Linked DNA regions of Homo sapiens: region 1 is linked to region 2. Evidence: chromatin loops called from intact Hi-C (ENCODE). Cell type or tissue: MCF 10A. All regions are shown on one strand. Links, peaks and the distances in the headings refer to the core of each region. The heading gives the core; the rest is flanking DNA.

Region 1 (6,199 bases), core at 719-5,718, 370 kb before region 2:
CACACACACACAAACACACACACACACACTCCACTAAGCAGAAAGATCAGAATCTCTGGTCCTAGGTAGCTGCTAGAGAAGAGGAAGTGTTAAGAGTTGGGAATAAGGAAGAAAATTGGGATTTGGAAAAGAGCCTCCGAAATGGAATTTTTCTTCATCTGGATAATTGAAAGCACAAGTCCAACAGAAAACATATCTCACCGGGGAAATTAGTTGATTTACCTCATCTAACTACCAGGAGAGAGGGTCTGCTTGCAGAATTCACACTGCCCTGCAGAGCTTCTCTGTTGCAGATTAATTACACCTGAAGGGTTTGCTAATGCTGGATTTGGAGCCTCAATTAGATGTGCTCTTCCAGGACAATGATACCTTGCCCAGGCAGCCTTGGGTTTGGCTTATCCCAGGCTCTTGCTTCTGGAAGAAGTGGTTATACCTCAGTATAACAGTCCTCTTGGGAAAGCGGCTGTAGACCTGCTGGTCCTTAATTTCTTGGGGCTATGTTTAAATCCAATTATAAATCTGAATGATTATATAATAGAAGATCAAGTTTGGTTTGCTTTTTTCTTACTGGATTCTATTTCAGAACAGCAGTATAGTAGTGAGACTAACAGCATAGATTTGTGGAACCAGATGCTGAGTTTCAAACTTCAGCTCTGCCACTGAGCAACCATCTGAACTTGGGTAATTTACATAACCCTCTTTGGGCTTCAGTCTTCTCATCTGTAAAATAGGGATGATAATGGAACCAACCTCCTACAATTGTCAGGATTAAATCTGTTAATAGTTGGAACAGTATTGACCCGTTGTAAATATTCTCATTGGGCAAATATTATTATTTAGCTGTCTAAACAGTATCAAAAAATGTGATTATTAAAAAAATTTTTAAAAAATATTTTTCTACTTAAGAGGTGATGCCATTTTTATAATTGAAGAATAGTTGGCTGTAGCATGCCATGGAAGGGGATGAGTTGATCCACTGGTCTGCAAAGGACTGGTTGTTACGTTCCTGTAGCAGGTGTCCTGTAGCATTGCTCCCAAATGCCTGGTACCAGGCCAGCTTGCCCAGCTGCAGCAGTGCTGGTTTAACAGCCCACACCTGCACCCTCTCTGAAGGCTGGGCATGGCTGGCAGGAGACACAGCTCCTGAGATGCCTGGGAGGTTACACACTCCCTGCAAATTCTTTGACATTCTTCTCACCAAAAGGCAGATTCCCTCTCCTTGAAGGTGGGCCAGTATTAAAGACTTCAGGATTCTAAGGAAGAGGATGAGGTGGAAGTGGCTGCATGCCTTCTGTTGTAGGTTGAATGTGTCTTCTAAAAAGATATGTTCAAGTCTCAACCCCTGATATCTATGGATGTGATCTTACTTGGAAACGTCTTTGCAGATGTAACCAAGTTTTAACGAGGTCATACTGGATTAAGGTGGGCTTTAATCCAGCGACTCATGTTTTTATATGGAGAAGGAGGGGGAAATTTGTCTTTATATGGAGAAAGACAGGGAGACAGGGTTTCATCATGTCGTCCAGGCTGGTCTTGAACTCCTGGGCTCAAGTGATCCACCTGTCTTTGTCTCCCAAAGTTACAGGTCTGAGCTTTCATGTCTGGCCTGTTGCTAATGTTTAATGGACATTTATGACACATCTAAGCATTAACTCACTCCATCTTCACAACTATTGTTAAAACAGTTATTGTTTTACACATAGAGGCATGCACACACACGGGAATGTCACATGAAGATGGAGGCAGAGATTGCAGGGATGCTTCTACAAGACAGAGTGCCAAGGATTGCTGGCAACACCAGAAGCTGGAAGAAGCAAGGAAGGATTCTCCACTGGAGCTTTGAGAGGGAGTGCAGCTCTGCCAACACCTGGATTTCAGACTTCTGGCCTCCAGCACTGTGAGAGACCAAATTTCTGTTGTTTTAAACCACCCAACTTGTGGTCCTTTGTTACAGCAGTCCTAGGAGACTAATGTACCTTCCAAACTAGATTGTAAGCAACAATACGGCTTCGGCCTGCCTCTCTGTCTCTGTCTGTCCCTCAGGACATGTGCCTTGGAGTCTGAGCCGTGATGTAAGAAGCTCAATGACCGGGAAGCCACCACACTGAGGTAGAGATAGAGACCCCTAAGGAGCCCCAGCTGTTTGAGTCTTCTCAGCCCAGCTACAAGACACATGTGTGAAGAAACTTTCAAGACAGCTAAGCCCTAACTGCCATCTGCCTGTACCCTCATGAAAGACCCTGAGTGAGAACAGCCTGGCGCAGCCCAGCTGAGCCACCCTCAAATTTGTGACCCACAGAGACAGTGACAGATAATAAATGATTACTGTTGTTTAAAATTTTACTTTTTATTTTAATTGTGGTAAAATACACATAACAAGGCTGGGCAAAGTGGTTCACATCTGTAATCCTAGCACTTTGGGAGGCCAAGGTAGGCAGATCTCTTGAGCCCAGGAGTTCGAGACCTGCCTGAGCAACATAGCGAGATCCCTGTCTCTACAAGAAAAAAAAACAAAACAAAACAAACAAAACAAAAAAAAAACATTAGCCAGGCGTGGTGGTGTGTGCCTGTAGTCCCAGCTACTTGGGAGGCTGAGACAGGAGAATTACTTCAGCTCAGGAGTTCAAGGCTATAGTGAGCCATGATTCTGCCACTACACTCCAGCCTGGGTGATAGAACAAGACCCTGTCTCCAAAACAAAAACAAAATAAAAAAATCCCACATAATGGGGAATTTATCATTGTAACCATTTTAAAGTGTACAGTCAAGTAGATAGTGTTAATATATTCACATTGTTGTATAACCAATCAGCTTTTTCATCTTGTAAAACTGAGATTTCATAGCCATTAAACAACTCCCCATTCCCACCTCCCTCCAGTCAAGCATCATTCTACTTTTCATCTCCATGAATTTGACCACTCTACGCAGCTCATATAAGTAGACTCATACCATATTTGCCTTCTTGTGACTGGCTTACTTGACTTAGCATAATGCCTTCCAAGTTCATCCATGTTGTAGCATGTCAGAATTTTCTTCCTTTTTAAGGCTAAATAATATTCCATAGTATGTATATACCACATTTTGATTATCCTTTCACCTGGCAATGGACACCTGCATTGCTTTCACCTTCCGGCTGTTGTGAATAATACTGCTATGAACATCTGTGTACAAGAAGATGACTGTTGTTTTAAGTCATTAGTTCTTGCGGTGATGTGTTAAACTACAAGAGATTATTCCAATCATGCCAAGAGGATGTTGTATACCAGCCAAGCCTTCTTGCCTCCGGGCAGGATAACCTCTGCAATTCATGCTTCATGCTCCAGAGCTCCCCAGAGGATCATACTCAGGCCAGTTCCCTCCTGAAACCACCATCTGCCTGCTCGCTCTCCTGCCTGATCCTGCTTCCCTCACTCTGCTGCAGGTTACCCTGAAGCGCCACCTCCATAGACCACCTGCTCAAAAGTCCCCATCTTAGGCTCTGCCTCCAGGACACTAACTTAAGCCAGGCAATGCCACATGGCCAGGTGGTATGAGTTGTCATGAATGATTGCTGGGATGTTACAGTGATCTCACAGCATTGCCCCCAGCGATGTGATGGTTCTTGGTCATTTAAATACTTAGGTGGGTATCAACTCTGTTGAAGTGTTGAGTAGCAATTGTACTAATAGATACACTGAAGCTAAAAATAGGCTTCTCCTGATGATTGCGCTCTTTTGGAGTTAAACTACCTAACTCTGGAAGTGGTATTAACCCAGAGCAAGTCAGGCAAAAGTTCTCCGGCTGCATTGCAGAACATTTTGCATTTTGCAGTGTGTCTCCACATACATTCTCTTTGTGAGTCCTGCAGTGGTTCAGGGAGGTGTGCAAGGAGTAGTCACCTCATTTGACAGTTGACGAAAGGGGTTCAGAAAGCTTACAAGAATTGACCAAATAAACAATAGAGCTTGAACAAGAAGAGGCATGGTGTTTTGATGCCCCTTCTGGGCTCCCTGCATCTACTCTATCCTCCTCCAATCCACTCCCCATAAAGCAGCCACAGCAATACCTCAAAAACGCAAACCAGACTGTGTCCCTCTTCTTGTGACCTCATGATGGTGTCTTGTTGCACTTGGAATAAAACACAAATTGCTCCTCACAATTGAGGAGGCCCAGCCTCACGTTAGGCAGCTTTCCCCAGGGGCTGGCCCATGAGGCTCTAGCCACGCTGACCTTAAGAGGACAGCAAACAAACACACAGCAAAAGACACACATCAAACTCTTCAGGGTCTCCTGATGTCACCTCTGCCCCAAAACACTCTTCTCTGGCTCTTCAAATTGCTGCCTTCCCCATAGCTTAAATACTGTCTCCTGGTTTTAAAATACACCCGTAAATCTTTGACCCTGCTCTCTTCAAAAGGTGGAGCCTAATTGTCCTCCCCTTGCATGTGTTCTGAACTCAATGACCCACTTGTAATGAATAGAATACTGGAGAAGTGACAATAGGCGACTTCCAAGACTAGGCTATGAAAGGCATTGCCGTCTTCTCCTCATTCTCTTTCTGGGCCATTCACTCCGGGAGCAGCCAGCTGTCACTGTCGTGTCATGAGGACAGTCAAGCAGCCCTAATGAGGGCCAACGTGGTGAGGGACTGGGCCTCTTGCCAACAGCCGAGGAGGAACTGAGGCCTTTAAGAGCCACTGGAGTGAGTGTCATGATGTGATGGGTTTGCAGTGTGTCAGCTTAACTAGGCTGAACTACAGAATCCCCTTATTTGTATGTTTCCAGTTAGGGTTGGCCATGAGGGAGAGTCTCAGTGACTTGGAGTAGGGGGTAGTGGTACTGGGGGCAACAGCAATTTTGTATTGCAAATACATTGTTACTCACCTGCTGACTCACCTTGTTGATGTGATGCAGGAGCTGGGCCAGGTGTGTGTGTTCAGATCTGGAACAAATGCCCAACCTCTGTAGGATGCCCTCACCACAAAGAACATGAGTTTCAGTCTATCCTTGTGGAGCTCTAGCTTGTGCTGGTGGGGTTTCCATTTGCTTGTGGCCTTTCCTTCCTGATTGCTTGCTCTGTGGATTTCAAGGTCTAGCATCAGATGTAGGGAGAGCTTTATACCTGGAAAGAGACTTATAACCATCCCCCCAACTCTGTGATCTATATCGTTGCTACTGGTTCTGCTTGTCTGAGAGAACCCTGTTTGATATAATGAATCACCTTGGAAACAGATCCACTAGCCCCAGTCGAGCCTTTGGATGACTGCAGCTCCAGCCAGGCAACATCTTGACTACAATCTAGTGGGAAACCCCAAGCTGGGACTACGCAGATGAGCCTCTCAAAAATCCCTGACCCACAGAAACTGGGAGATAGTAAAGGTCTATTATTTTAAGCACTACATTTTTGGGGTAGTTTGTTATCCAACAATAGATAAGCTAATGCACCCACTCCTAGACGCCCTGTGGGACCATGCTCCTATGTCCCTTGCTTTATTTTCTATTATAGCACACTGCTGATTCTTTTCAGAACACTTATCACAACCTACAATCAGTTAGTAGATTTATATGCTTATTTGTTTCATATCTGGCCTTCCCACAAAAATGTCAACCCCCTGAGGGTAAACGTCTTCTCTGTCTTGTCCTCCTATAGGTCCAGCACCTGACTAGTCTAACTCCACTTCTCAGTAGCCATGAGGCCTTGGGAAACTTGCTTTCTGTGACTCAGTTTCTTCAGCCTTTGGGATGATGACAACAGTCCCTACCTCATCGGATTGTTGTGAGTGTAACATAAATTAACACTTATAAAGTGCTTCAAATATTACTTGCCCATGGTAAATATCCAGGACATATAAGTTGCTAGTATTTTTAATATTACAGTAGAAACTCAATAAACACCTACCGAGAGACTAAATGAAGGAATTAATTGATCTCTTTGTCCTATAATCTTAAGTATCCAAGACACAACTGAGAAAATCCCAGAGGCACCTAGACAGCTAAAACGGATGTCCCACAGGCTAGCAGCAAAGCCCATCTAATTAACTTATAGGCAAGCTCTTGGGCCATTACTCAGAACTTAATTACTTAATAGTCTTAGCAGATATTTATTAGTCACCTAACACATGGAAAGCATTGTGCTGGGTGCTGGGGGAAGGGGACAGAGAGACACGAAGGTGAATTGAGCTCATTACCTTTCCTCAAAAGAGCATGCTCTCTAGAGGGA
Region 2 (6,199 bases), core at 625-5,624:
CCCAGTGGAGCTGCCTCAGCTTCTGTCACATGGGAACTGAGAAAAGCCCTCCTCTCCATGCCCTGCCCAAATTGCAGATTTATGAACAAAATATATGATGTTGTTGTAAGCCACTGAGCTTGGAGGTGGTCTGTTTGCAGCAGTAGATAACTGATTCAGAGAGGATAAGGGGCTGCCCAAGGTCACACAGCCGCTCAGTGGAACCCAGTCTTGAGCCAAAGTCCCCAGCATCCTGGGGTAATTCTCCCTTTCACAATCCCTATTTAACAGACAGAAAAGCAGGGCTCAGAGAAGTTAAGGAAATACACTTAGCTTAGAAGTTAAGGTCACGAAGCAAGTGTTCTGGTTTAATTGTGCTCTTTCTCTCAAAGATGTGTTGAACTCCTAAACTCCAGAACCTCAGAATGTGACCTTATTTGGAGATAGGCTCTTACGGAAGTAATCGAGTTAACATAAAATGATTAGAATGGGCCCTAATCCAATATAACTGGTGTCCTTATACAAAGGGGAAATGGACAGAGACAGACATGCACAGAGGAAGACAGTGAGAAGACACCAGGAGAATGCAATGTACAAGCTAAAGAACGCCTGAGGCTACTAGACGCTAGGGGAGAGGCATTCTGGGAAGGCTTCTTGGAGGAAGTGACGCCTAAGTCCTGAAGGATGCATAGGAGTTAGCTGAGAGATGATGGGAGGGAAGCATATTCTCTGTAGAGGGGGCAGCTTGGGGTTCCGGGAGTCCTGCTGTAAGGACTGAGAAGCTCGCAGGCAGTAGCTGGAATGGTGTGCGTGGCAAAGGCCTGGGCTGGAGCAGTGCCCGGAGGCAGGATGAGGATGGCCTTTGTTAATTCAGCAGGCAGGCCGTTTGGATGTCATCCGAGGGCAGTGGGGAGCCATCTGCCTTTTTCTTCTGAGCCTTGTCACCCCAGCGGGTGTCCTCTAAGAGCATTTCACACTGTGGCCTGGCCCTCCTCCTTGGAGCCTGGAAGTGAGAGAAATGGTGGGTTTGTGCTCAGCAGGAGAGGAGCTGTCTTTGCAAAGCCCCCTCGGGTCTGGGAATTAAGGGCTTCTGCTGCCGACTTCCACCCTGCAGCCCTTCAAAAAGTGTCATCACTGCCAAGTGCAATTCCAAATAAAGAGACGCCTTCGCAGAGCCACCTGCGGGTTGAGGGAAAGCTGGAAGGCTGGGGGGCATCACTGCGAGGCCCTCGAGGGCTGCTCACAGGAATCTCTCCTAGGGGGTGGCCCCAAGCTGGAGTCCTCTCGCCACCAGCCCCAGAGGCACTGGGTGGAATCCTTATGTTGTTACTGTTAATAGAAAGGGTTTCTGGATAAAGACACCCTCCTCCTACCTCCTAAGGAGCCCAGGGCCTGTAGAGATTGTCATTAAGATTGCTGTTATCGACAGCAAGGTCCACATGATGTGGAGATTTGGATGCTGTTCTTCTGCGGCCTCCCCTACGCCCATAAAAGATAGCTTCTCTGTGTTTCCCAAAGCCTTCTCATACATTCCTTTCAGATATGAATTCCTCAGCCAAACCAGAGCTTTGGAAGTGTCCCTGGGGCCTCCCTAGTCTGAGGAGTGCCTCCACCCACCCACCCCAGCTTCTGGAGTGCCTGTGCTTCCACCAACATCCACTCAACTCTTCACCAATGCAAAGTCAATGAATGTTGTCAACAAACATGTCAGGTAACCAGTACAAGATAGAGCAGAAGCTGGGAACCTGGGATAACTGGGGCATGGAAAACACCTCCCCACCCTCCCCAAAGGCCCCAAAGATGCACATGTGGCTTTCAGTACCAGGGCAGGTACCATGCCACCCTATGGGCCTCAGGAAGTCAGCCAGTTCTGGCTCTTCCACTCACTACCTGCAGCTTTGGGCATATTACTCTAACTCCCAGAACCTCAGTTTATTCCTCTGTAAAATGGGTATAGTACGGGCACCGACATCATGGGGCTACTGTGAGGGTGCAGGGTGATAATGTCAACAGAGCACCCAGCGTGGTATTGGGCACTTAGGAGCCCTCGGTGACTGGAAGCTGCAATAGGGCAGGGGGTCATGGAGCCAGGTGAGAGAAGGGGCATGGAAAGAAGCTTCTAGAACCCCCTGTGGCCTGGCCACCAAATTGCCTGGTGGGAACAAATGAGCCCCAAGTCGGCAGTCACAGGAGCTACCAGATGCTGCCCTGAGCCCTCTCCACGTGTTCTTCGTTTCATCATTACCCAGACCCAAGCAGGTGGGCTCTGTTATCCTCTCTATTTTAAAGAAGAGGAAGCTGAGGCTCCTAAACCCCAATTAATGTGCCCAATGTGATCACAAGGCTAGTAAGTGGTGGAGTCCAGGTGCCAGAAAGAGGTCCAGAGAGCACCTCTGCCTAGAGTGTGGCCCGCTCGAGCAGAAAGCAGCCCCAGTCAGCCTGAGATGAACAGCTCTCCCCTCGGGCTTAGAACTCCCAGCTGCTTCTCTGAGCTGGACTCCTGCCAGTGTTCACCCAGGTAACGGAATTGCCTGGGGAGCCCTGCTTGACTCCAGGGAAGCCGGCGGGGGGGGCCCCCAGGCAGAGAAATGAAGTGAGCAAGACACCTCCCGTCCCCAGCCTTCCCCCGCTCATCCCTCTCCTCCAGAGGAGCTGGAAGGAGGAGTTCCTGCAGAAAGAGTCCACACCCAGGAGGACACTGTGCTCGGGCTTATGCCAGGAGGCCGCCCCCTACCCCAGCAAGGGCGGCGACAGGAGGCGGAAACCCTGGGAGCAGAGGGGGAGGGGCCGGCCCAAGGAGTGTCTGAGCGCCTTCTCCCAGGCTGCCTGGAACAGGATGTTCCAAAACGAGGAGGCTAGCCAAGAAGCAGGGCGTGTGTGCGTGTCTGTGTAGCGTATGTGTGTGTGTGCGTGGTGTGCATACGTGCATGTGGTATATGCATGTGTGCATGTGTGGTGTGTGTGCCCTGTGTTGTAAGTGCACGTGCACGTGGGAGGGTGTGGTGTGCGAGGGCTATGTGTGAGTGTGGTGTCTGTGTGTGACGTGTGGCATATGTGATGTATGTGGTGTGTGTGGGTGTGTATATGCATGTGGTATGTGCACATGCACACGGTGTCTGGTGTGTGGCGGGGAGTGTTTGTGTATGTGTGGTGTGTGTGTATGTGTGGTGGGTGTGGGTCTGTATGTGTGTGATGTGTGTGGGTGTGTATGTGTGTATATGTGGTGTGTGGGTGTACGTGTGTGGTGTGTGGGTATGTGTGTGGTATGTGTGGTGGTTTGTGACTGGTGTGTGTATGTGTGTGGTGGGAGTGTTTGTGATTGTGTGGTGTGTGTGTGGGGGGGAGGGACTGGCACTGTGGAACACCAGGACAGGATCTGAGTGTGGGTGGGTTAGGTTCACCTATGTAGAGCAAGGCGGAAGTGACGAGGAAGTGGAGGAGCAAGAGGAGAGGGAGGAAAAGGAAGGGGGAAGCGAGGGAGGCAAAAGGAGGAGGCCAGCGATTGCAGGGGTATCTCATACTCTCACTCTCCCCTACCTGGGGACAGCAGGGGTGTTGGAAAGGGCACTGGGGGTCCCTGCTCTGAGAAAACCCTCATGGGGCATCCAGGTGGTGGACTGGAAAACTGTCCCAAGGGTCTTCTGCCCTCTCTCCATGGCCGTCAGCCCCATGGCCTCTCTGGCTGACAAGTGGGTTCCCCTGAACTCATATGTCAACTTAATTGCCTCCCCCTGCCCCTATCCTTCCTGATGAATAGGAGTAGCTGGCTGACTGGGGACCACTTATTCTGGACATTGCTGAAGAGGGTCAAGGCATGCTTTCGGTTTGATCTAGGGTTTCTGTCAGTGATCGCTAGTGATTCATGTGATACTGTAAGAAGTCAGTCAGGGCCTTGGTGTTGACAAGGTTAGATGATTGATTGACTGACTGACTGACTGACTGACTGACTGACTGATGGTCACTGTGGGTTTCACTGTAGCTGGCTGGCTGTGATCTGGACTGACCAGGCCATGGACTGTGGGAGCTTGTGACTATGACTGGGCCAACTGCAACTGGGCTGATGGATTCAGTGGATTGAACATGACTGGTGAGGAGACAGGTTGACAAGGAGACCAACTCATTGACCACATGCATGATGGACTGACTGGCCAGTTGATGACAATGGGTTTGGTGTATGGTTGACTGGTTGGTTGTTTAATTCAAACTGACTGGATAACTAGGCAGCTTACTATGACTGACTATTGTGACTGCCTGCCTGGCTGACTGAGGGAATAACTGAGTCAGTGTGACTGGCAGGCTGATTCAGACTGACTGGATGTCTGGATGACTATGATCTCCTAACTGATAGCCGTCAGTGATGATCTTGACTGACTGACTAGCCGGCTCTGGGATTGGCTGTCTCTTCCAGACTGACTTGGTAACCGTGGGTCTGACTGTGACCCCTGCGTCTTGACTGACCGCCTTGATTGCATGCCTGACATTTTGAGATCAACTGACTGGCTGGTTGCCTGGTGTTTCATTGTGGCTGTGGCACAGCCTACGGCTACCTGTGACTAACCATGAAACTGACTACACCCAACTCACAGGACAGACCGGGTGGACTGACCACCTGCCTTAGTCATGGAAAACTGACTCTGGCTGACTCAACTGCCAGAGACTGACTGAGATGAACAGGCCAGCCAAGAGACAGCTGGGTGACTCGTGGTGAGTGGCTTTGTCTGACTGGATGGCTGTGACAATGTAACTGAGTCTGGCTGTGAGACAATAACCTGTGGATTGACTGACTTGAATGTGTTGACTGGGTGGCTGAATCTGATTGGCTATGTGGGTGACTGATGACTCCTGGCTGACTGGCTAACCCTGCCTTGACTGACTGATTGATGGGCTGACAGATCGAGTTTGACCAGGCAGCAGGAGACCTGCTGACCACGGCTGTGACTCACTGTGTGAGCGGCCATGTCTGACTGTGTAACACAATCTGACCAAGAGACAATGACTAATTGACTGACCAACTGACTGAGATTGGCTGGGTGTCTGACTGACCAGCTGTGACTGCAACTCCTGATGTGAGTGGGCGTTGACTGGGTGGCCCTGACTCGTATAGGCAAGTCTGGCTGTGAGACAACAGCTAACTCCCTGACTGGCCCAGTGTGCCAACTGGCTGACTGCTTGAGGCTGGCCAACAGACCAGCTGACCGTGCCTGGGACTCACGGTGTGCGTGGCCATGCCTCACTGTGTGGCCCTGGCTGTGTCTCGGAGTCTGACTGTGAGACAAGGGCAGACTGACTGACTTTCCTGGCCAACTGCCTCCAGGTAGCCTGTCAACACAGTCCCTACCCTTCCCAAAACCATTAAAGTGCTGCAGTGGGAGCTGGCCCAGCCTGAGGGGACAGAGCAGCTTCTGTGGAGCAGCAGGGACAGGAAGAGGGAAGCAGGAGCCGCTGGAGGGAGAAGAGGAGTAGGCCCTGCCCAGGAATGGGCCACACGGAAAGTTCTCCACCTCACCCTGGCGGGGGCTGGGTCACAGGCACACGTTCTTGGAGCTGTGTTTTGGCTCTAGTCTTATAGCTCCTTTGTTTGGGGGTGAGGGGGGAGGGGAGCTGGGGGAACCTATAAACATATTGAGCCAATAACTCACCTACAGGACTCCAATTATAGGGCTGGGGGAGAGAGGATAGCTGGGTGGGGGTGGGGCGGGCCACGGGCAGCCATTTATGGGGCTTGGATTGGGGCCAAACGCTGCCCTAGAAAATCCAGGTCTTGGAATGCAGGGCTGGAGAAGTCTTAGGAAGGAGCAATGTGTCTGTCAGTCACACCTCTGTTACCGCCACCATTTTATAGCTGGGGAAACAGAGGCCCACAGCCCTCAAGAGCCCAGGGCATTTCCCACACCCGGCCCCCCCTGGGGCTGTCCCCCAGAGCCCGGGCAGGTGGTGAGCCTCAGCCCTCCCTTACTCTCCCGCAAGATGCTGGGCAGCAGAATTTGGGGGGCAGGGTCGATGACCTTGGGCAAGTTACTCCATCTCTCTGAGCCTCAGTTGCTTCATCAGTTAAACAGCTGTTTCTGATAGAAGCCACTTGGCAGAACTCGGATTGGGTGCCCAGATGCCTCTGCCACCACCTGTGTGGTCTCCAGCAGGGAGCTTTGCATTTTGCGCCTCGGTGTCCCCATTCACAAATGGGAACGGGCTCAAGAAAGGCACTTACTTCATAAGCTTG

What was found. A loop is a pair of places that touch in the nucleus more often than their neighbours do. Peaks named below come from ENCODE experiments on the same cell type or tissue, not always from the same donor. Only the 100,000 strongest peaks of a DNase experiment are listed, where the experiment ranks them.
Region 1: it touches region 2 in a loop (9-fold over the local background); 2 of 110 quality-filtered maps call a loop at or near these places.

What each region holds. Positions count from the first base shown.
Region 1 is chr3:71,968,920-71,975,118 of GRCh38, forward strand. No RefSeq gene overlaps it. Among named protein-coding and RNA genes, the nearest start is that of LINC00877, 130 kb to the right of the region's middle. RefSeq lists a silencer at 5,164-5,346. In MCF 10A, for the core only: a CTCF peak has its summit at 3,306; a DNase peak (open chromatin) is centred at 3,282.
Region 2 is chr3:72,334,385-72,340,583 of GRCh38, forward strand. No RefSeq gene overlaps it. Among named protein-coding and RNA genes, the nearest start is that of RYBP, 110 kb to the right of the region's middle. RefSeq lists an enhancer at 559-1,125 and a silencer at 5,017-5,126. In MCF 10A, for the core only: no CTCF peak of the experiment used is centred there; DNase peaks (open chromatin) are centred at 2,657, 4,607 and 4,997.